2 separate regions of the Homo sapiens genome follow, and region 1 is linked to region 2. A link is an interaction called in ENCODE POLR2A ChIA-PET data of the cell type or tissue named here. Cell type or tissue: MCF 10A. All regions are shown on one strand. Each heading gives the region's core, and the rest is flanking DNA. Links, peaks and the distances in the headings are about the cores only. Region 1 overlaps CDCP1 (CUB domain containing protein 1). Region 2 holds the start of LOC101928636 (a long non-coding RNA gene).

Region 1 (10,505 bases), core at 720-5,719, 62 kb before region 2:
CGTCTTTCCAGACAGTGGATCACTTAGCAAGTTGTCATTTCAGAGATGGTGGGAAATGCCATTTTAAATATAAAAATAAACATTGTGGGGTTATTGGTAATTAATAACAGAGCTATACTTCTGCTCCAGGGCCAAACTCGGGGTTTTGTTAATGATGTCCCACAGACCTCAGGCACCAGGAGAATATTTTGTCCTCCTCTTTCTCTTGTCTTGCCTGTAGAAGCTTATACTGCAATTCTTATACCTACATCTCTTGCTTTACTTATTACACTGGAAATTGTTGCAAACCCAAATATGAAAGGCAACATAGGGAAGAGGGTCTTCGTTGAATTAGAGGGTGCAAGCTCTATCAAATACTTTGTAATTTAGGTTTTTTCAAAACATACAAAAAGGAACTAGGCCAAAACCCCTAGGCCATCAATTTGTAGCCCCTGGTTTACATGTTTCAATCCCTTCCAGATGGTGAGTCCTTGGAGAGCAAGAGATAAGGGCACACAGAGCTAGATGCACAAGGGGTCGCCAATATCTACAGAATGAACAGAATTTGTTATCAAAATGACCTTGGACTGGGCTAGATCTTTTCAAGACCTTCTGAGAATTCAGGGATGTGAAAAACTAAGTTAAGGAACCAAGAATGCTGAGTTGGGGGTTTTAAGAAGCCTGGCTCCAAAGCACATTGTGTGGGTGGGTGGAAGAAAAAAAAGCAGATGGTTCTTCCTGACAGGGAGAGAGACTGTGGGTCAAAGTACTTTCCTTTTCATGAACCATATTCCTTCCTTACAGTAGAAGTTAGCCCTACTGCTAAGAGCTATTGCTAAGGAAGAAGGAGGAGGATGGGAACAAAACTAGCTAGAAAATTTGGGGCGATGAAGCATTAATCCTCATTCCACTATATTCTGCTTTGCTCTTATAGGTGATCTCCAGTTATCCATCAAATAATAAATCAAATTTTCTAGGCCTGCTCAGTGCTAGGCCCTAAAAGTAGATAGGGAAAAAACAAAACAAAACAAATCACAGCAAGTTGCTCTTCATGAAAAGCTGCTCCAAGTCGAGAAGTCAGTTTTTTGGTCATCAACTCCTCAGTTCCTAGCAACTTAACACTTCTACTGCATCCCTTCTACACAACCACATTCTTGCAGGAAGTAACTTTAGGCTTTTTTGAAGACGGGGTCTATACTTGAGAAATTTGTTTTAATGCAACAAAAATAGTAAGGGCTATATTCATACCTGGCTTTAAATTGTTTTTATTTTTAAAATATCTTAGAGGCAAAACTACGGTGACAGAAGGCAAATCAGTGGTTGCCAGGGGCTAAGAGGTATGGATTTATTACAAAGGAATCTGGAGGAACTTCGCAGGGTGATGGAAATGTTATACCATGCATTTGACAGGACCCATTGAATTATACAATTGATACTGGTGAATTTGATGGTATGTACATTATATCTCAGTAGAGCTGAAAAATATTTTTACATTTAGATAAATAATATATGAAGCACACAATAAAGTAAAACAAAATGTAAAAAGTCGTTCTCCTACCCTTGAATCTGGTTCTGTTCCCATAGGCAACCACTATTACCAGTATTTGTGCACTATTCCAGAAGTAATCTATGAATATGCAAGTGTGTATTTATATACCATCCCTATTTCATTTTATTTTGCCAAAAGGTTGCATGCCATATGTACTGTTCTGATCCTTGTGTTTTTCTCTCCACATTCTAATGATGAGCATTTGGGTTGTTTCCAGTCTCTAGCAACTAGGGCAAGGAGGGGAAGATGCCAGTGGGACATACCTTCCCACCAGTATTCCAGGTTCCTGCCTGGAACTTGAGTTGTATTTCCCATAGAGGCAGAGGCCAGTGAGGCTAGAAGAAGTTATGTTGAGGGTTTGGCACCATTCGGGTTGTGGTGGGCTTCTGCAAGATGATCCAAGCATTGTTTACAACTTGAAAAATGTCTGCTAGGCTGGGTGCAGTGGTTCATACCTGTAATCCCAGCACTTTGGGAGGCCAAGGTGGGCAGATCACCTGAGATCAGGAGTTCAAGACCAGCCTGGCCAACATGGTGAAACCCCATCTCTATTAAAAATACAAAAAAAAAAAAAAAAAATTAGCCAGGCATGGTGGCACGTGCCTGTAATCCCAGGTACATGGGAGGCTGAGGTAGCAGAATTGCCGGAACCTGGGAGGCAGAGGCTGCAGTGAGTCGAGATCATGCCACTGCACTCCAGCCTGGGCAACAGAAAAAAAAAAAAAAAGTCTTCTATGTTCCGTGAAGATAAGGACTTAGCTCTGACAGATGTAGCCCAAGGCTGAAGTACCTGATAAGACTGTCAGAAACTTCCAAGCCAGTTCCAGAGTAATCCTCCATCTCTCAGCAGGGATTAAAGGCCAGGGCCCTGCCAGGTTTCCCTCCATGGAGATCTAGCTCTAGTTTCACAGACTGGCAAACTGCAGCCCAGTCTTGGCTAATAACACCCGGTCATGAAGATAGCTGCAATCCCCAGGAGACCACTGGGGTGTTCTCATTCCCATCTCAAATGTAACTGAGCATGACAATTAAGTTGTTATAAAACTGGTCCAGTCAGTTCCTTGGCTACCAGGAAATTCATGTGTGTGCAGGCACTTGCTCACAGAACATTTTTTAAAAACTTGTTCTAGTGTCTTTTAGAATAACTTCATACGGCTTTTCACTGAGCAGCTTCACTTCTAGGAATTTCTTCCACAGATATCCTTACACGTCCCCAAAGTCGACTGCACTGGGACAGTAACCAAAGCACAATGTGTAGGTAACAAAAGTCAAAAATAATCTTACTGTCTCCCACTAGAGACCTGGTTATACAGACTATGATAGCCTATAATTTTGGCCCAGGTTGTCTGCCTATTGAATATCTAAATGTTCTTCTTGGACCTGACTCAAATAATCAAAGTGTCTTAGTTCGTTTTGTGTTGCTATAAAGGAATACCTAAAGCTGGCTAATTGATAAAGAAAAGAGGTTTGGCTGGTTGCGGTGGCTCATTCCTTTAATCCCGGCACTTTGGGAGGCTGAGGCCGAGGCGGGTGGATCACCTGAGGTCAAGAGTTCGAGACCAGCCTGGCCGACATGGTGAAACCTCGTCTCTACTAAAAATACAAAAATTAGCCGGAGGTGGTGGCAGGCGCCTGTAATCCCAACTACTCAGGAGGCTGAGGCAAGAGAACTGCTTCCCAGGAGGTGGAGGTTGCAGTGAGCTGAGATTGTGCCATTGTACTCTAGCCTGGGCAACAGAGCGAAAACTCCATCTCAAAGAAAAAAAAGAAGAAAGAAAAGAAAAAGAAAGACCGAAAAGAAAAGAGGTTTATTTAGCTCATGATTCTGCTGGCTAAAAGGTTCAAGATTGAGCATCTGGTGAGGGCCTCAGGCTGCTTCCACTCACGGCAGAGGGCAAAGGGGATCTGGTGTGTAGAGATCACATAGCAAGAGAAGAAGCAAGGGCAGGGGGTTCTTGCTGGGCTCTTTTTAACAACCAGCTCTCTAGGGAACTAACAGAGTTAAGAACTCACTCACTCCTGAGGGATCCACCCCATGACCCAACACTTCCCATTAGGCCCCACCTCCAGCACTGGGGATCAAATTTCAACATGAGATTTGGAGGAAACAATCATCCAAACTACAGCACAAAGTCATGAAATTCTCACTAACTGAGGAATTTGTTCTAGGCCAGACTAGTGCACACATCATTTCATTCAGACCTCCAGCCAGCCTCAGGGTGCTGCTGTCCCTACAGGTTAAGCAACTTGCCCAGCTCACCTCGTTAATAAGTGGTGGAGTCAGGATTTGAACCAAGCTTTGACCAACTCCAGAGCTTGTCTGAATGAGGCTGTCTCCAAAAAGCTGGAAAGGCAACTCTGAGTCCAGTGAGGTCTTTGGCTCCAGTCCTTCCATTTCTCTGCCCTCCTCCCTCCACCAACTTCCAGCTGGGAAGCTAAGCCCTTTGGGATGTGCAGTCTGAAGACACGGGCAATGTAGCAGTGAGCAAGAACTCAGAGGCAATAGTGACCGGGAGAGCCTGGTGTTTGTATCCTTGAGGGTGGCCCAGGATGCAACTCCAGCGAGACTTGTCAGCAGGGCAGTTGATGTGAAAACAGCCCATCAACACAGGCTGAACCCTCCTGACACAGTGTCCCTGGGCAGACTCCAGCAGAGCACAGAGTTCCAGTATGAGCAGCAGTGTGTAATAACTCATCTCATTATGTTGTTTGGTTCTTGGTGTGTACCTCTCCACTGTGGCTGGTGGCCACTCTGTAGGAGTTGACTGTCTACCTGTGTCCAAGAGATGCCGTGAGTCCTTCAAACTCAGGGGCTTCATCTTACCACCTCTGCATTCTCTGTGATGTCCCAGAAACTGCTTGTCTGCTCTAAGCTGTTCTCGGGGTTAAACATTGTTTTAGCCAAACTTCCTTGTTTGAAATGGCCAGATGTTCCCGCCTCCAGATCAGTAACAGAAGGCATCTCTTTGGATGCATATGGCATATGCCTGGATGTACACCATTCTAGCTCAGCTCCCAGCTGGACCACACATTGCCAAGAATTGAAGAAGCCCTCTCATGGCTCCAAGGGTTTTGTGACATGGCAGATGCCAAGGAAGTAGGCAGACCCAAAATAAAGACAACAGCCCGACTTCAACTCTATATAATCTTTGGACTCAGGGAGTTGATAAAACTCATTTCTGGAGACTGTATTTACCCAGACAAAGGCAGCAGATTGTCACCTTGTACATTTTTGCATTTGGCACATTTCTCCCGGAACCCTTTGATCTCCTGTCATTGAGGGTAGGATCATTTGCACTTCATTTAAAACTTAAAGAAAGCTACGCCATCTGTGCTCAGGGAACAGTTTTAATTTTCTTTTCAAGACGTTCTCAGATTTATTATTTAAGCATATTCCCACCCTGAGGGGAGGCATTTACTGGCCTTGCAGTCCTATGACCGAGCTGGGTTCTGGAGTCATACTCCTGGGGCTGCCAGCTCAGCATCATTACATACCAGCTAGGGAGCCCTGGCAAGTCACGTCACCTCTCTGTGCCTACTAACAGGAAGTTAGTAAGAGCAATTGTTTGAGGACGGAGAATTAAATGACACGCAGACCTACTCAAGACCACCTCTCCCATTTACATTTTCTCAGGAGAAAATAGCTTCATTTTTATCATTGAACACTGTAGAACTTATGTTTCATCTATGAAAGTTATTTTTGGCCAAGGTCTATTTCAGAAATGTGTATATTTACATCTCCAACCTCAACACATTTTAAACAAAATTATGTGCAGAAAGTCTTTACTTATATTCCAAATACACTAGGATCAAGAATGTCAGGATCTGGCTGGGCGTGGTGGCTCACGCCTATAATTCCAGCACTTTGGCAGAGCGAGGTGGGTGGATTGCTTGAGGCCAGGAGTTTGAGGCCAGCCTGGCCAACATGGTGAAACCCCACCTCTACTAAAAATACAAAAATTAGCTGGGCATGGTTGTGCACGCCTGTAATTCCAGCTACTTGGGAGGCTGAGGCATGAGAATCACTTGAACCCAGGAGGTGGGGGTTGCAGTGAGCCAAGATCATGCCACTGCATTCCAGCCTGGGCAACAGAGTAAGACTCCGTCTCAAAAAAAAAAAGAATGTCAGGATCAAGTGAGGACACCCCAAGTGTCAAAAATGTCAACAAAGGGAGGTGCCCTACATTACTGCACACAAAGCAACTGTTTGCAAACAACCATGTAAATGGTTTGGTAGTCCTCAAGTGATGTCTTATGCACTTTATGCTTAACAGGATTGGTTAATTATACACAGGTATCTTCCTGTTTTTCATCACACTTTCAGAAACTGTTAGAGGTTTTGCATCGCTGTGCAGTGGATTGTTATACTTTTTCCCACATAAAATAATGGGATGTATAGCGTTGCTTAGTGTTTTCATACAGAATGTCTGGTTTTCAGGAATGGATTACTGATGTTAATCAGAAGATGCTTATTTGTAAAATCCTCAGAGGAGTGGCTGGCACAGCAAATGTGTTGGCTATTACAAGCAGCAATAGTAGTTAATACTTTTAAAGACTGATGGACCAGATACAAACCCAAGGCTACAAAGGGGCGAGGGAAGGAGCCTGGATCTCCTTACCTGGTTGTCTAGAATGCGCCAGCTGCCCGGGAGATGAAAATTACAAGGTTGTGGGAAGTGGTTTGAAATAATTTGATTATGGCATAATTTTTATAATTTAGAATGATAATTAAGGGGTATAAACTTTTCTTTTTTTTTTGAGACAAAGTCTTGTTCTGTCACTTAGGCTGGAGTGCAGTGTCATGATCTAGGCTTACTCCAACCTCTGCCCCCCGGGTTCAAGCGATTCTCAAGCCTCAGCATCCTGCGTAGCTGGGATTACAGGTGTGTACCACCATGTTTGGCTAATTTTTGTATTTTTTAGTACAGACGGTGTTTTGCCATGTTGGCCGGGCTGGTCTTGAACTCCTAACCTCATGTGATCTGCCCCCCTCAGCATCCCAAAGTGTTGGGATTACAGGCGTGAGCCACTGCGCCTGGCTCGGTATAAACTTTTCTTAACCACCAAGGCAGAGAACCCTAGCCACTGGTCCCCCACATCAGTGGTCTTATCATCTCCCACTGTCCCACCCACCCTGACCTCAATCAGGGGTCTTTCTGACCAGCAGACTCCTCTCCCTACCCACTCCCCACCTCATCCTATCCCATCCAAACCCAGGTCAGCACCGCTAGGCAAAAACGCAGGTGAGGCTTGTGTTATAAGCCAAGGGACCCAGTTCTGTTTTCTTTTGGCAAAAAAGCACTGGTGAGCTATTAGTACCATCCAGCTGGGGTGGTGCTTCTAAGACTCTTGAGTCTGCCCAGCAACACTGTCCAGATTCTATTTGCCAAATTGGAGGGAGGAAAATGCTTCTTCCATAGATGCTGGTGAAACAACAGTGAGGAGAGCCTGGGAGAATGTGAGAAACAAGCACTAACACACTGATGGCTGGAAAGCACACCAGGACAGGCTCTCCACAGGTGACATGGAAAGACGCATCCAAAGCCCTAAGAACCTCTCTACTCTTCATCCCAGCAATTCTGCTTCCAGAACATGGAAATACGCAACTAAAGCCCTAAGAGCCTCTCTACTCTTCATCCCAGCAACTCTGCTTCCAGAACACGGAAATACGCGTGCAAAGACCTAAGAACCTCTCTACTCTTCATCCCAGCAACTCTGCTTCCAGAACGTGGAAATGCGCGTCCAAAGCCCTAAGAGCCTCTCTACTCTTCATCCCAGCAACTCTGCTTCCAGAACTGTAGCTGGACAAAATAGTTAAGAATGTTCAGAACATGGGCGCGGTGGCTCACGCCTGTAATCCCAGCACTTCAGGAGGCCGAGGCGGGCAGATCACCTGAGGTCAGGAGTTTGAGACGAGCCTGGCTAATATGGTGAAACCCCGTTTCTACTAAAAATACAAAAAATTAGCTGGGTGTGGTGGTGCACACCTGTAATCCCAGCTACTCAGGAGGCTGAGGTAGGAGAATAGCTTGAACCTGGGAGACGGAGGTTGCAGTGAGCCGAGATCGCGCCATTGCACTCCAGCTTGGGCAATAAGAGTGAAACTCTGTCTCAAAAATTTAAAAAAAGAGTGTGCAGAACAACACAGCTGAAGAACACATTCTTAGATACATCAAAATGGGATAATCCAGTTGATACCATTTTATAACCTTGGCAACATGAGGATAATGGTTCATCCTTTCATGTCATTTTCTAGTCTGTGCTATGTAATTTCAAGTGCCTTTTCACTGAATAGACCTATTAAAATTGATACAAGCAGCTGGCTATTGTTGGACGTGTTCTATTTTTAATAAGAAAAACTGGAAGCAACTTAAATGTCCAACAACTGGGGACTGGTTAAAGCCATACAATGGGATGATCCCATTTTTGGTTTGTGCACATGAGCGTGCATACATACACATTAAGAAGACTGCATCAAAGTGAATAAGGCAGTTTGCTTATAGATAATTTTTTTCCATTTTGGTTATATTTATTGCCACTTTTTCTACAATAACTATATGCTACTTAAAACATCTTAATTATTAACTTCCTTCCCCCATATTGATAGCCAGGGAGAACACCCAGAAGAGTGTGTGTGTGCACATGCAAGGCGTGCAACCATCATAGATGAAATGGCAGCATCTGAGGTGAGCCCTAGGGCTAACAGGTCTGACTCCAAGTCATGCAAATCTGTGGGGATGTGGGGGAGGAGATGGGGGAGACTCATCAGCGCTACCAGTTACACATTCCAGACAACAGCCAGTAGCTCCTCATTTGAATCGGAAACAGAATGAACACCCACACTCACCCAGGGAGTGTGAATATATCATTTGATCTGTCTGCTCACATTTTTGGCAAGAGACAATGGTGGCAAGATTGGGGTCACTGACCCAGACTCTGGTATCTGAGTGGTTCTTAGAAAGCAACCAAATGGAGGTTTTCAAAAGGCTATGATCCCAATGTAACCAGTGTTTCACTCTTGGAAATGGGGGAGTTGGTGGGGATACCAAAGTCACACAAACACACGACACCAAGACACAAACTTTCCTTTACTTTTCATCTCTGCAGTGACACCAAATTCATTTTTACTCTGCTGAGTCTTTCTTTGTTAAGAGACTTCATGGATTTATAAAACAAATCCACTGTGCCAGGGCTCTGGCTTTCTGTATCCTTTCAGGACAGTCTCCAGGAATTTCTCAAAGGCCTTTGCCACTTAGATCCTCAAGACTACAGGCAACTACTCCAACCACAAAAGCTCTCAGTTCAGCCTGATGTACCCTCAAAGGGCCAGTTCCTGAGACCATAGGGAGGAACTTAAGAAAGCGAAAGGGAAAGTTCCTAGGTTTCTACGTATTTATGTATTGAACCATGAGACAGGGCTCAGCCAGTCAAGGACTTCCTGGAAGGGACTCCATTGGAGTTACTGGACCAAAATGGCAGCCTTCCCAGATCACAGGGAGAAATGAGACCAGGAACAGAGGCTCTCATTATTAGCAATGCCTTGATTAACACCCTGTTCTGACTGGAAGAGTTCCCCACTGTTGTCACAGAAAGCCAAAAACATCTCAGATAATTCCCAGAGTTTCAATACTGTTCCAAGACTGGTAGGCACGCATTTTTCTCAGCACACATATACACATATTTTCACTTCCTTTTTATTCTTAAACTAATTCTTTTTCTTCAAAGGGAATCTTGGAAATTCAGTCCTAAGAAATTATAGTAAATATTCATCAGCCAGGCACAGTGGCTCACATCTGTAATCCCAGCACTTTGGGAGGCCCAGGTGGGAGGATCACTTGAGCTCAGGAGCTCGAGACCAGCCTGGGCAACACAGTGAAACCCTGTCTCTACTTTAATATATATAATTTATATATATATTTATAAATCCATGCCATGGTTTAAATGAAGTTTTAAATTTTCTATCTACTATGCAGCAATATGTCACCTGATGTTGGAGAATGAACCAGGAAGTATTCCTGGAGCTTATATTGATATTTTAGAAGCTCCTGTCTTGTATTTGTAAAGACGGCAGTCACCGGGACGCCCAAATTCAACCTCACTTGCGTCCTTTTATTCCTTTATCTAATTTACACCTGCCAAACACAAATCCACCCTAGATGCAGCAAGGGGAATCAAACCCACATGGCTTCCTGGAGAGCTCTATTTAAAAAACACAAAACCTGTACTAATCTCGCGAAACCTGTACTAGCCTCACATCAAGTTCTTACATGAAGAAACCAGGTTATTTACTACGTTCTAATACATCCAGGGCCCACAGGGCATTTCCTGGCTGGCACAGGTCACTGGGACGTGTTGGTCCCTTCCCCCAACCGAAACAACTCGAAATTCACACATATCCCCGGAACAACAGCCTCCTGCCCTCAAAGTCCACTGCCAAAAAGTGCGAGGGGCGCGGGAATGTCCAGTCTCTGCGGTGGCGCAGATGCCTGGCGGCTTTCTCTGGGACCCCCTAAAAGAAATCCGGGCGCTTTCATTTTTGCACCAACGCTCTTCAACTTTAGGAGAGGGGGAATGCAGCGTGCGGACGGGAAAAAGGGGATCTAGTGGGAAATGCGGACGTGAAAGCACTTTTTTTGCACCTTCTCTCTGGACCAGGCGAGGAGGTAGAGGGCGAGCCTGGAGAGGAAAGATCTCTTCCCACACCCTGCCTGGGTGCTTTCAAGAATCCCGGCAAAGACCCTGGGGCGCACGGCGCGCCACCTTGGACATGTCGCCTGGGATCGGCTACCGGGAGCTCCTTTTCCCGCCTTCTCGGCCAGCACCGGGCTCATCCTCCCGGACCGGGAGGCTCCCCGATCGGGGACACTCTCACGTGCCGAGGGCAAGGTTGACTCCAGGAGGGCAAGGCCCACGCGCCCGACGCGGCGCGCGCAGGAACCGAACAGTCCGGGGGTCCCGGAGCCACCCGCGCATTTTG
Region 2 (10,505 bases), core at 2,649-7,648:
CCACTAGTGATTCCAAAGTCCCTCTGGAAACTTTAGCATATGGGCACATTCGGGTGTGCATGTGCACTTTTCTAATGAGCTACCTCTTGGCTCTTACCAGATTTTCCCTTCCTTCCTTCCTTTCTTCCCTTCTTCCCTTCCTCCCTTCCTCCCTTTCCTTCTCTTTCTTTTCCTTCCTTCCTTCCTTCTTTTTTTTCTTTCTTTCCTTCTGAGTCTCACGCTGTCACCCAGGCTAAAGTGCAGTGGTGCGATCTCAGCTCACTGCAACCTCTACCTCCCGGGTTTGAATGATTCTCCTGCCTCAGCCTCCTGAGTAGCTGGGACTACAGGCGCCCACCAGTATGCCTGGCTAATTTTTGTATTTTTGGTAGAGACTGTGTTTCACCATGTTGGCCAGGTTGGTCTCGAACTCCTGATCTCAAGAGATCCACCCGTTTTGGCCTCCCAAAGTGCTGGGATCACAGGTGTGAGCCATCACACCCGGCCTTCTTATCAGATTTTCAAAGGGATCTGTGACCCCTGAGAAGTAGAACAATTCCTTTGGAACATGTTGTGTCATTTAACTTTAAAACTTCAGGGTTTCTCTTTCTATGATACAGTTGCAAGGTTGAGCTGTCTCTTAAACCTATCAGCAATTATGATAGTTACCTTTGGGTTCACAAAAGGAATAAAAAGAGAAAGGAAAAATATAGAGACAGAGAATCCCTAAGCTGCTTTCTCCAACTGGGCAAGAGCTGGAAGAATGGAGGAAGGAGTAAGCTAAATGGTTATATCAGTTAGGATATTTTCAGATACAAGCAACAGAAATACCAACTGACAGTGGACCAACCAATATAAATACCCAAGCCGGGGTGTCTCCAACATTGATAGTTTGGCAGCTCAACGACAGGACCAAATACCTGGGTTCTTTCCTTGTTTTTGCTCTTTTATCATTAGGTTGGCTCTCCTTAGTCCCAGGATGGCCACCACAGTTCTAGCATCATCAGCAGACCCAACCATGTCTAGTGATAAAAGGGGGAGGTATGTCTCTTTTACCAGTAAAAAATGATTCCCAGGCTTGGCCCAGTGGCTCATGCCTATAATCCCAGCACTTTGGGAGGCCAAGATGGATTGTTTGAGACTAGGAGTTTGAGGCCAGTCTGAGCAACATGATGAGACCCCATCTCTATTAAAAAGCCAAACCAAAACAAAAATGGTTCCCAAAACTCCCCATAAACATTCACTCATATTTCATTGGCCAAAATTGTATGATATGTTCCTGCCTAACCCAATCACAGGTGAGGGTAATGGTGCCACCAACATTGGCTTACACTAATTAGCACCCACTCTTTGGGAGATGAAGTTGGGCTCATCCCCTACAAATCATGTAACTGCCATGGAGGAAGGTAGGTACAGAACAAAGCTGGGATCTTGTTGGACAAGCGGTTGGGTAGCAGCCATATGTCTGGGAGCTAATTGATCCATGAGTAGTGGAGACAGAAGAAAGGAGGAATGGGCTGAAGGAGGGCACCCATTGCCTGGCAGGAGAGGAAAGAGATGGTGGGTCAGACATCTCTATGGCAAGAGTGAGGTACTGCTGTTAGTCAAGGACATTTTGGTGATTTTCTGAAAAGCCTCAGGGTGGGTAGGAGTTGGGGAAAGTATTTTCACGGTGGCCATGTTAAGTAGAAGCTCTTTTGAATATGGTGCTTCTCACCTTGGGCGATTCTCTGGTGAGATGTCATTTGCAGTCTGTGATAATAGTGGCTTCTGCTTCAAAATTTCCATTCCATCTTCTTCTGCACTGACTTTCACTAACACTGAACGTCTCTTTCCTTTTTGCAGACTCTTTAAAGCCATAGCTTTTCTTTTCATTTCTTTCCCATGTCTTTAATTTTCATGAGGTCTCAACAAATAATTTCCTCATCTTTAGTGTCCTGTCTAGAAACTCCAAGTAGGTACACAGCTGCAGATTTCAGCTCAGATTCTGTTCTGCATGGCTACAAAAATGTTCCATACCACAGTAGCTGTCCTTTCAGATTCCCAGTGACCTGATAGATATACCCATCTATTAATGGATCCCACTAATCATGTAGACCAGGACTCTGGGATAACCAGCTCTTAGCTGATTTCAGGTCTATGGCATAAAGCCTGCAGAGCATAATTTAAATGCATTTTTAAAGCAAACTGGTTTGCAGAGAACCCCGTGTTGTGATGTGTTTCCATAATGGCACCAGTGTCTGCTCAAGTCTGTAATGAAACATGCAATAATGCTCCCACAAAATCCACCAGGAAAGATTCCCATAAGTGGAAGAGTTTTATTGCCAGCAGGTTTTATATCTTAATTCTCTCACCCCCATTTCTCTGAAATACAATTTAAATAGTCCTTTAAAAAATTTTTGACTCCTCAGAAGTCAAATGTACTCTGTGGAGATGAGGCTGTTGGTTGAGATGATTCCAGTTAGGAAGTATTTTTGGTGGGTTGCACAAGGGCCCTGATGTATAAAAATCCCCCCCATCCCAACCCAGCTTCTCTTTGTATGCATGGGATCTTTTTAAAAATATTTTTTGAGATGCAGTTTCAGTCTTTTTGCCCAGGCTGGAGTGCAGTGGCCTGATCTCAGCTCACTGCAACCTCTGCCTCCTGGGTTCAAGTAATTCTCCTGCCTCAGCCTCCTGAGTAGCTGGCACTACAGGCATGTGCCACCACACTCAGCTAATTTTTGTATTTTTAGTAGAGACAGGGTTTCAGCATGTTGGCCAGACTGGTCTTTAACTCCTGACCTCAAGTGATCCTCCCTCCCCGACTTCCCAAAGTGCTGGGATTACAGGCGTGAGCCACCGCTCCCGGCCTGCATGGGATCTTTTGATCTACAGTGAGGGGAAGAGGGATCAGTTTTAATTGGAGGATGGGCTGGAGGAGACAGAAGGACCACCAGAGGGATGCTATGGCATCTCTTCTTTGAACCATAATAGAGAAAGGAAAAGGGTTAGAGAATGAAGCTGCTCAGATGAGATTTTTGGAGACCCTGGGCCCAAGCACATCTGCTTTAGGGTCCTGGGAGCACCATGGGGCACTGGTTGTGGGCAGGACTGGTCACCTTGCCTCAGCGCCAGAACCAGATGGCATGGTAGTGAGAAAGCTCCACCAAATGACCTTGTGGGCAATGTCCTGGCCAGGAGGAGGGGTGGCTGGGGCAGGAAGTGATGCACAGGTGGGACAGAAACTGCAGTGGATCAGCAGGCCTGAGAGGACACCCCATGTGACTCCTAGAAGTAGCAGGTTGAACCACAGGGTTGCTGATAGCCAGTGGTCAAGATGATGGGGCTTGGGTCTTTACCATGTGGTTATAAGGAAGGAGGGCATCATTTTGAGGCCATAGGCTGGTGAAAGTGCTATTGATTTAATCCAAAATGCTTTGGCATAGAAAATCCAGAAAAGACAAGCAAAATGTTTCTTTCTTCAAATGATTTACAATGACTCCACTTTGTTATCTTGCCTAATATAGACTTGGCCAGAACTTCTGTTTAGCTAGCTAGTGCCGCAGAACAAATCACCTCACAATTTAGTGCCTTACAGTTTCGTAATCTCTCAGGATTTCTGTAGATAAGGAGTTTGGGAAAGGCTTGTTGGGGTGGTTCTGGTTCCAGTCATTTGTGTGGTTACTCTTGGACAGTGGCTGGAGCTTGGAGAGCCAGGGTTGAAGCAGCAGGTGGCCGGCTGGGCACCTCTGCTTCTTTATATGGCTTCAGGGCCTCTGTGGCCTCTCCATGTGGACTGGTTTAGGCCTCCTCACAGACTGATGGCCTCAGGACAGTTAAAATGCTTACACAGGGCTCAAAACTTCAGGAGTGAGGATCACAGGGAATAAGGTGGAATATGGGTCCCTTTTACAGCTGAGCCTCTGAAGTCACACAGCATCACTTCAATGGCATGCTGTTAATTGAAACAATCACAAAGAGGATGGGTGTGGTGGCTGACGCCTGTAGTCCCAGCACTTTGGGAGACTGAGGTGGGCAGATTGCTTGAGCTCAGGAGTTCAAGACCGGCCTGGGCAACATGGCAAAACTCTGTCTCTACAAAATATACAAAAATTAGCTGTGCGTGGCGGTGTGTGCCTGTAGTCCTAGCTATACAGGAGGCTGAGGTGGGAGGATTGCTTGAATTTGGGGAGGTCAAGGCTGCAGTGAAGCCGTGATTGTGCCACTGCACTCCAGCCTGAGTGACAGAGTGAGACCCTGTCTTAAAAAACAAACACACAAACAAACAAACCAGTCACAAAAGCCCACCCCACATCAAGGGGAGGGGAATTGAACTCCACCTCTTGATGGAGAAATGATAAGGTAATAGAAAAGCATGGGGTTGGGGAGAGGTGGGAGATATTGCATCCATCTTTAAAAAATACAACTGCAACCATCTTTTCCATGCAGAGTGAAATCATCCTCGCAAGCCTTCCTCCAAGGCTAGCTCCTTTCAAGATAGCCTTCCTCTGTGACTGGGTTTTTTCCTGCCCAGCATTCAGCCACCTTTTCTACCTGTTTTAATCTCCACTCTTCCCACAGCCCAACCCCTCAACTGTATTTGTCATCTCCTTGTGATTCCCACTTATTATGCAGACCAAAAACTCTCCAGCTCTCCTGCTGGGTGATCCTTTCCTAAAAAGGCACTGAACTAACAGTTCTTATGAATGAAGGAAGTGCAGAAACCCATCGGAACACGATGACTAAGATGCAGGGCAGCTCTGGGACAGTCGCTGATTGAAACATCCCTGAGTTCTCTGAGCATCAAACATGCCTGTGAGATCCTTGATTACACTGCAGGTAAGCAGACAGGAGGACAGATGTTGTGTAAGGTTGGGGAACGCAAGGAAGATGAATGGACTTCAACACAAGGAAAGGCTCTCAGGGAATACTTTCCAAGCCCGCAGGAATGTAAGGACACTCCCACATCGCTGGTAAGTGAGTCATCACCAATCACCATCCAGTTAAGAATCATTGTATGTAACAGGCTTAGAATCAAAGCCTTATTATTATTATTATTTTAATCAACAGAAAAGAGAACCTATTTAGAAGTCTGGAGAATGATCTAAAAGGACAGGCTAAGATGAGAACACTTGGAGGCAGGACAGTAGAAAGACAGGGACACTCCTGTGTGACTGTTGGGAAGAGCAAACTCATAGGGAAGCAAGGAGGCACTTGCCAGCTGGGACCTGCTGGTGTCATCATCTAGTTCCCCTGAACTCACAAGATATTTGCCACCCTTCAGGGGACTTCGTCACCATGTGCCGCTCTTCTCCCTGGGGCAATTATCCTTTTTAATTATGTGGCAGTGATATAACTGTGCCCCATATTTGTCAGGCACATTGGTTTGTTTGCAATAATTCTAGCTAGAGGAGGTCAGACTCAGACCCAGGTGAGAATTCTGGCTCTGTTACTGTCCAGCCTGGTGACTTAACCTTTCTGGAGCTCTGTTTGCTCATGGAAACTGTAAAATGGGGATTATTACACCCTACCTTTGTGTCACAATAATAAAATGGGATACAGTGAGTAAAATGTTTAGAATAGCCTCAGACCCCATTGATGCTTAATCAAGTGTGTTCTTTTTCTGTTCTCTCTTAATTATTCAGCACCATTAGTGAGCATCTTTTTTTCCTTTTGTAACCAGCCTCAAACTTGTTTATTTTTCCAGGTGTACATTGTCACTAGAAGCCAGGCATTTAAAATAAAACATGGTTATAATAAAGGTTGGTCATAATAAAGTGTTGGTCATACTACACAGTAATTATTACTCTAGGAGGTTCAGCAAAGGAACACCCCTTTTCCACAGCTTCCTCTTCATGTATAGGCCTTCCAAACCAATTTTTCTGTAAGAGGTCCTTTTTCTGGCAAGTTGAAAGCCACCAACTCCTTCAAAGATCAGATGTAGGCAATGAGATGCTACCAAGTAGGGCAATACAGCCCACCTCACATCCTGGCTCTGGTCCTTGGGTCCAGGATCCTAGATTTCCCAATGGGTCACCTGTTGCCACCACAGGTCTAGAAAGGGGATGTTTGGAAGTTTTATTTTGGAGTTTGAGTCCATGAGGCACGTAGAAGCCTTGAAGGCAGGCTGCAAATGTCCCCATTCAAGCCCAATCCCTTATAAGCACAAACCACAGATCACCTATTCCTTCTCCCTGGAATAAAACCCCTCAGGCCAGGCGCAGTGGCTCACGCCTGTAATCCCAGCACTTTGGAAGGCCAAGGCGGGTGGATCACCTGAGGTCTGGAGTTCAAGACTAGCCTGGCCAACATGGTGAAACCTCGTCTCTACTAATAATACAAAAATTAGCTGGGCGTGGTGGCAGGTGCCTGTAATCCCAGCCGCTCAGGAGGCTGAGGCAGGAGAATCACTTGAATCTTGGAGGCAGAGGTTGCAGTGAGCCAAGATAACGCCATTGCACTCTAGCCTGGGTGAAAAGAGCGAAACTCCGTCTCAAATAAACAAACAAACAAACAAACAAAACCCATACCCTCCATCTGTATCCACCTGAGAGCTCTCATACAGCTGCTTAAGACCCAATTCCTAAGTATCTCTCTTCTTCTGCAGGCCTTCTCTCTCAAGCAGATGCACTCTTATCCTTTGAGGCTGCAGATGCCAGGGACATGCTTCCATTGCAGCATCATCAAGATGGCTTGGGATCAAGATGACTTGGGCGCACTATCCTCCCTACCAGGCCCTGAGCAACACCATCATTTCTCATTCCTAATTCCCAGGAGAGCATGGCACAGAGAGGTGCTCAGTGAGTATTTGTTGACCTGAGTCAGACCAACGAAAGGAAAGACTTTTCAGACTTTGCAACCCTGATATTCCATGATGAATTAAAAAAGAAAAACAACCGAGGCAGTAAACTTTATTTTCAGGGTCCAAGTAAGTCTAAAATATATGTTTTAGGGCTGAAATGTTCACATTACAACTTGGATGTACATAAACATTTTGCTTACAATTTTTTCTCTAAGTGATTCTTGCTTTAAAACTTCATTTCTTTCTACCTAAAATCATCTTTAAAATTCAGTCTCTGCAATAGGCAACTATTTCTTAAATATAACTCAAAAGGCATTAAACATCAGGGGAAATTTTGATAAATTGGGCTACACTAAATTTAAGAACTTCCAACCATCAGAAGGTAAGACTATGAAAACGATGTCACAGACTTGAGAGGGCATTTGTTGATAAGTACATCTCACAGAGGATTCACAGGACATAAAGAACCCCTCCATGCCAATAGGCAATGTCAACAGCTCAGTACGGAAATGGGCAAATGACCTGAACTGGCAGTTCACAACAGAGAATGCAGTCACGCACCACTTAATGACAGGGGTATGATCTGAGAAATGGGTTGGATGATTCTGTCATTGTATAAATATCATACAGTGTACTTATACAAACCTAGATGGTATAGCTTACTATACACCTAGGCTATATGGTGTAGTCTTATTGCTCTGAAGCTACAAACATGCTCAGCATGTTACTGTACTGAATACTGTAGACAGCTGTAACACAGTAAATATTTGTGTGTCAAAACACACCTAAACATAGAAAAGGTATAGTAAAAATATGGTATTGTAAACATATAATATAATATAATTGTTGTATGTGCAGTCTGTCATTGACCAAAACATCATTATGTGGTGCATGACTGTATTTAAGTGGCTAATAGGGATATGAAACGCAGTTCAATCTAAAACCACAATGGATTACCACTACACACCTACTGGAATGCTAAAATTAAAAGGCTGGCCATCCTAAGTGTTGGAGAGGACATGGAACAACAGTAACTCCCTATCTACTCAATCAGAACACATAGAGACTCTATGACATAGACACACACTCCTGGGTATGTAGTAAACACAAATGAATGTGTGTGCTTACCAAAGATAATGTGCAAGAAGGGTGGGCACTGTGGCTCCCGCCTGTAGTCTCAATACTTTGGGAGGCTGAGGCAGGAGGATCATTTGAGGCCAGAAATTCAAGACCAGCCTGGGCAACACAGGGAGACCCCATCTCTACAAAAATTTTTTTAGGTTAACCAGGTGTGGTGGCACATATCTGTAGTCCCAGCTACTCAGGCGGCGGAGGTTGGAGGATTGCTTGAGCCTAGGAGTTTGAGACCAGCCTAGGCAACATAGTGAAAACCCATCTCTATAAAAAACACAAAATTTAGCCAGGCATGGTGGCATGTGCCTGTAGTCCCAGCTACTTGGGAAGCTGAGGTATGAGGATCATGCGAGCCTGGGAGGTCAAGGCAGTGGTGAGCCATGATGGTGCCTCTGCACTCCAGCCTTGGTGATAGAGTGAGACCCTGTCTCAATAATAATAATAATAATATACAAGAATGTGCATAGTAACCCTACTTGTAATTACCAAAACCTGGAAACTGCCTACATGTCTGTCATCAGTAGAGTGGCACCTCTACACCATGAGATGCCACGTGGTGATGGGAATGCATGAACCATGATGGCACGCAACAGCGTGGATGCATCTCACAAACATAGTAGTGAGCCACAGGAGCCAGCCAGAAAAGAGTACAAACTGCCTGGATTCATTGCATAAAGTTCAAAAACAGGCAAAACGCAAAACTACTCTATGCTGCTTGACACTTTCATTGACATACATCATACCTATAGAAAAGTCCACAACTGACCTGGGGTAGTGACTGCAAGGGAAATTAGCGGGGCTGTGGGTGCTGGTAAGTTCTGATTCTTGATCTGGGTGCTGGCTAGACAAGTGTCTTTAATCTACTATGAAAATTCATCAAATTGGGAGTTTTTGATTTGTGCACTTTTCTAATCCTTAAATAAAAAATTTACAAAAAAACCTTTACATAACTTTGCCCTTCAGCTGATTTGGATCGCACACTCCCTAATGGGGCCCTTTCTTCTCCTGAAGGCATCTTCCTGAGACTTATAGAAGAAGCCAAGGAGCTGAGAGCAGCAGAGACAAGAAACAGAGGGAGAGTGAGAAAGTCCCGGGTAAGTCTTGGCTCTTGTCTCTCTCTGAGCCCAGCTGCAGTCCCCCGCTTCCTGGGATTTGGTTACTTAATCCAGGAAATTCCCCTTTTGGCCCATGCTGGTTTGAAATGGGTTTATGCCCTCAACAATCAACAGAGTCCTGACTAATAGTCCCATTAGAGGTTTTTCCCAAAAGAAACCGACTTCCTTCAAAGGCACATTCAAACTCCTGGCTCTAAGAAGGCAGAAAAATGTGTTTACATTTATGTATGTATGTATTTATTTATTTATTTGAGACAGGGTCATTCTCTGTTGCCCCGGCTGGAGTGCAGTGGTGCAATCATAGCTCACTGCAACCTTCACCTCCCAGGCTTAAGCAATCCTCCCACCTCAGCCTCCCAAGTAGCTGGGACTACAGGTATGCACTACCGTGCCCAGATAATTTTTTATTTCTTGTAGAGATGGGGTCTCATCATGTTACCCAGGCTGGTCTTCAACTCCTGGGTTCAAGTGATCCTCCTGCCTTGGCCTTCCAAAGTGCGGGATTACAGGCATGAGCCACTGTGCCCAGCTTGTGTTTAAGTTTTAGAAGAACAGTACCCACCTCTTCACCCACTCCCCTTCTGATCATCAAGGTTGTCAAAAAGAAGGCTCGATCTCAACTTGGGCACCTATTCCACAAAGATTAGGACTGAGCACTTAACTGATGGTCCATGCGCAGGTGTTAACTCAATGAATAGGTGAACTAGATACGGCACAGTAATATGGTAGCAGGAAATACACATCAGAGCCAGGACATATCACCTCAGGTGCTGGCTTATATTTTATGAGGATGATATAGTATTTCTGGGAACCCTTACAGAGCTAACAAATATTCAGTCATTTGTCAGGTAAGTGGTATAAGCTATCTGATTGCAGAGATAGTTTTCAATATTTTCCTCATGGTTACAGTTCCAGAGCTTGATGACCTATTTGAATGTTTATAGAAACACAACCTTTCCAGGAGCAGCTGAGAGAGCTTGTTGCAAGCAAGAAGTGATTGTAATGTGGATATCACTGCAGGATGTGACATGACATGCCAGTGGAAAGATGTAGCAGATATCAGCAGGGGAAGTAGATCAGCAGAGTCACTTTAATGATGAAGGCTGTGGAAATGTGTGGAAATGGTTACAGAAAGCAGGAGGCAGTCCAGCTGTTTCACAGTGGGCAGGTCTATGCAAACCTGCCACAAAGTTTGAGGAAGCTGAGAAGCCAAAGAAAGAGGCTGACAAATCTGGTTTCATATATATATATATATATACACACACACACACGTATATACACACACACACATATATACACATACACATATATGTATAAACACATATATATTTTATTTTTTATATTTATTTATTTATTTATTTTGAGACGGAGTCTGGCTCTGTCGCTCAGGCTGGAGTGCAGTGGCGAGATCTTGGCTCACTGCAAGCTCCGCCTCCTGGGTTCACGCCATTCTCCTGCCACAGCCCCCCGAGTAGCTGGGACTATAGGCGCCC

The links. Peaks named below come from ENCODE experiments on the same cell type or tissue, not always from the same donor. Only the 100,000 strongest peaks of a DNase experiment are listed, where the experiment ranks them.
Region 1: POLR2A ChIA-PET joins it to region 2 with 5 read pairs; 9 of 35 experiments call an interaction of 5 or more read pairs at or near these places.

Annotation. Positions count from the first base shown.
Region 1 is chr3:45,135,564-45,146,068 of GRCh38, forward strand. The region is part of intron 1 of CDCP1 (CUB domain containing protein 1); the gene reads right to left. Among named protein-coding and RNA genes, the nearest start is that of CDCP1, 5.6 kb to the right of the region's middle. RefSeq lists an enhancer at 3,454-3,748. In MCF 10A, for the core only: no CTCF peak of the experiment used is centred there; DNase peaks (open chromatin) are centred at 3,608 and 5,018.
Region 2 is chr3:45,195,264-45,205,768 of GRCh38, forward strand. It overlaps LOC101928636 (a long non-coding RNA gene), which reads left to right and starts at 6,566. Exons shown (of 4, transcript XR_001740675.2): 1 at 6,566-6,761; 2 at 8,909-8,991. RefSeq lists enhancers at 4,184-5,383, 4,374-5,139, 5,140-5,907. In MCF 10A, for the core only: no CTCF peak of the experiment used is centred there; a DNase peak (open chromatin) is centred at 4,888.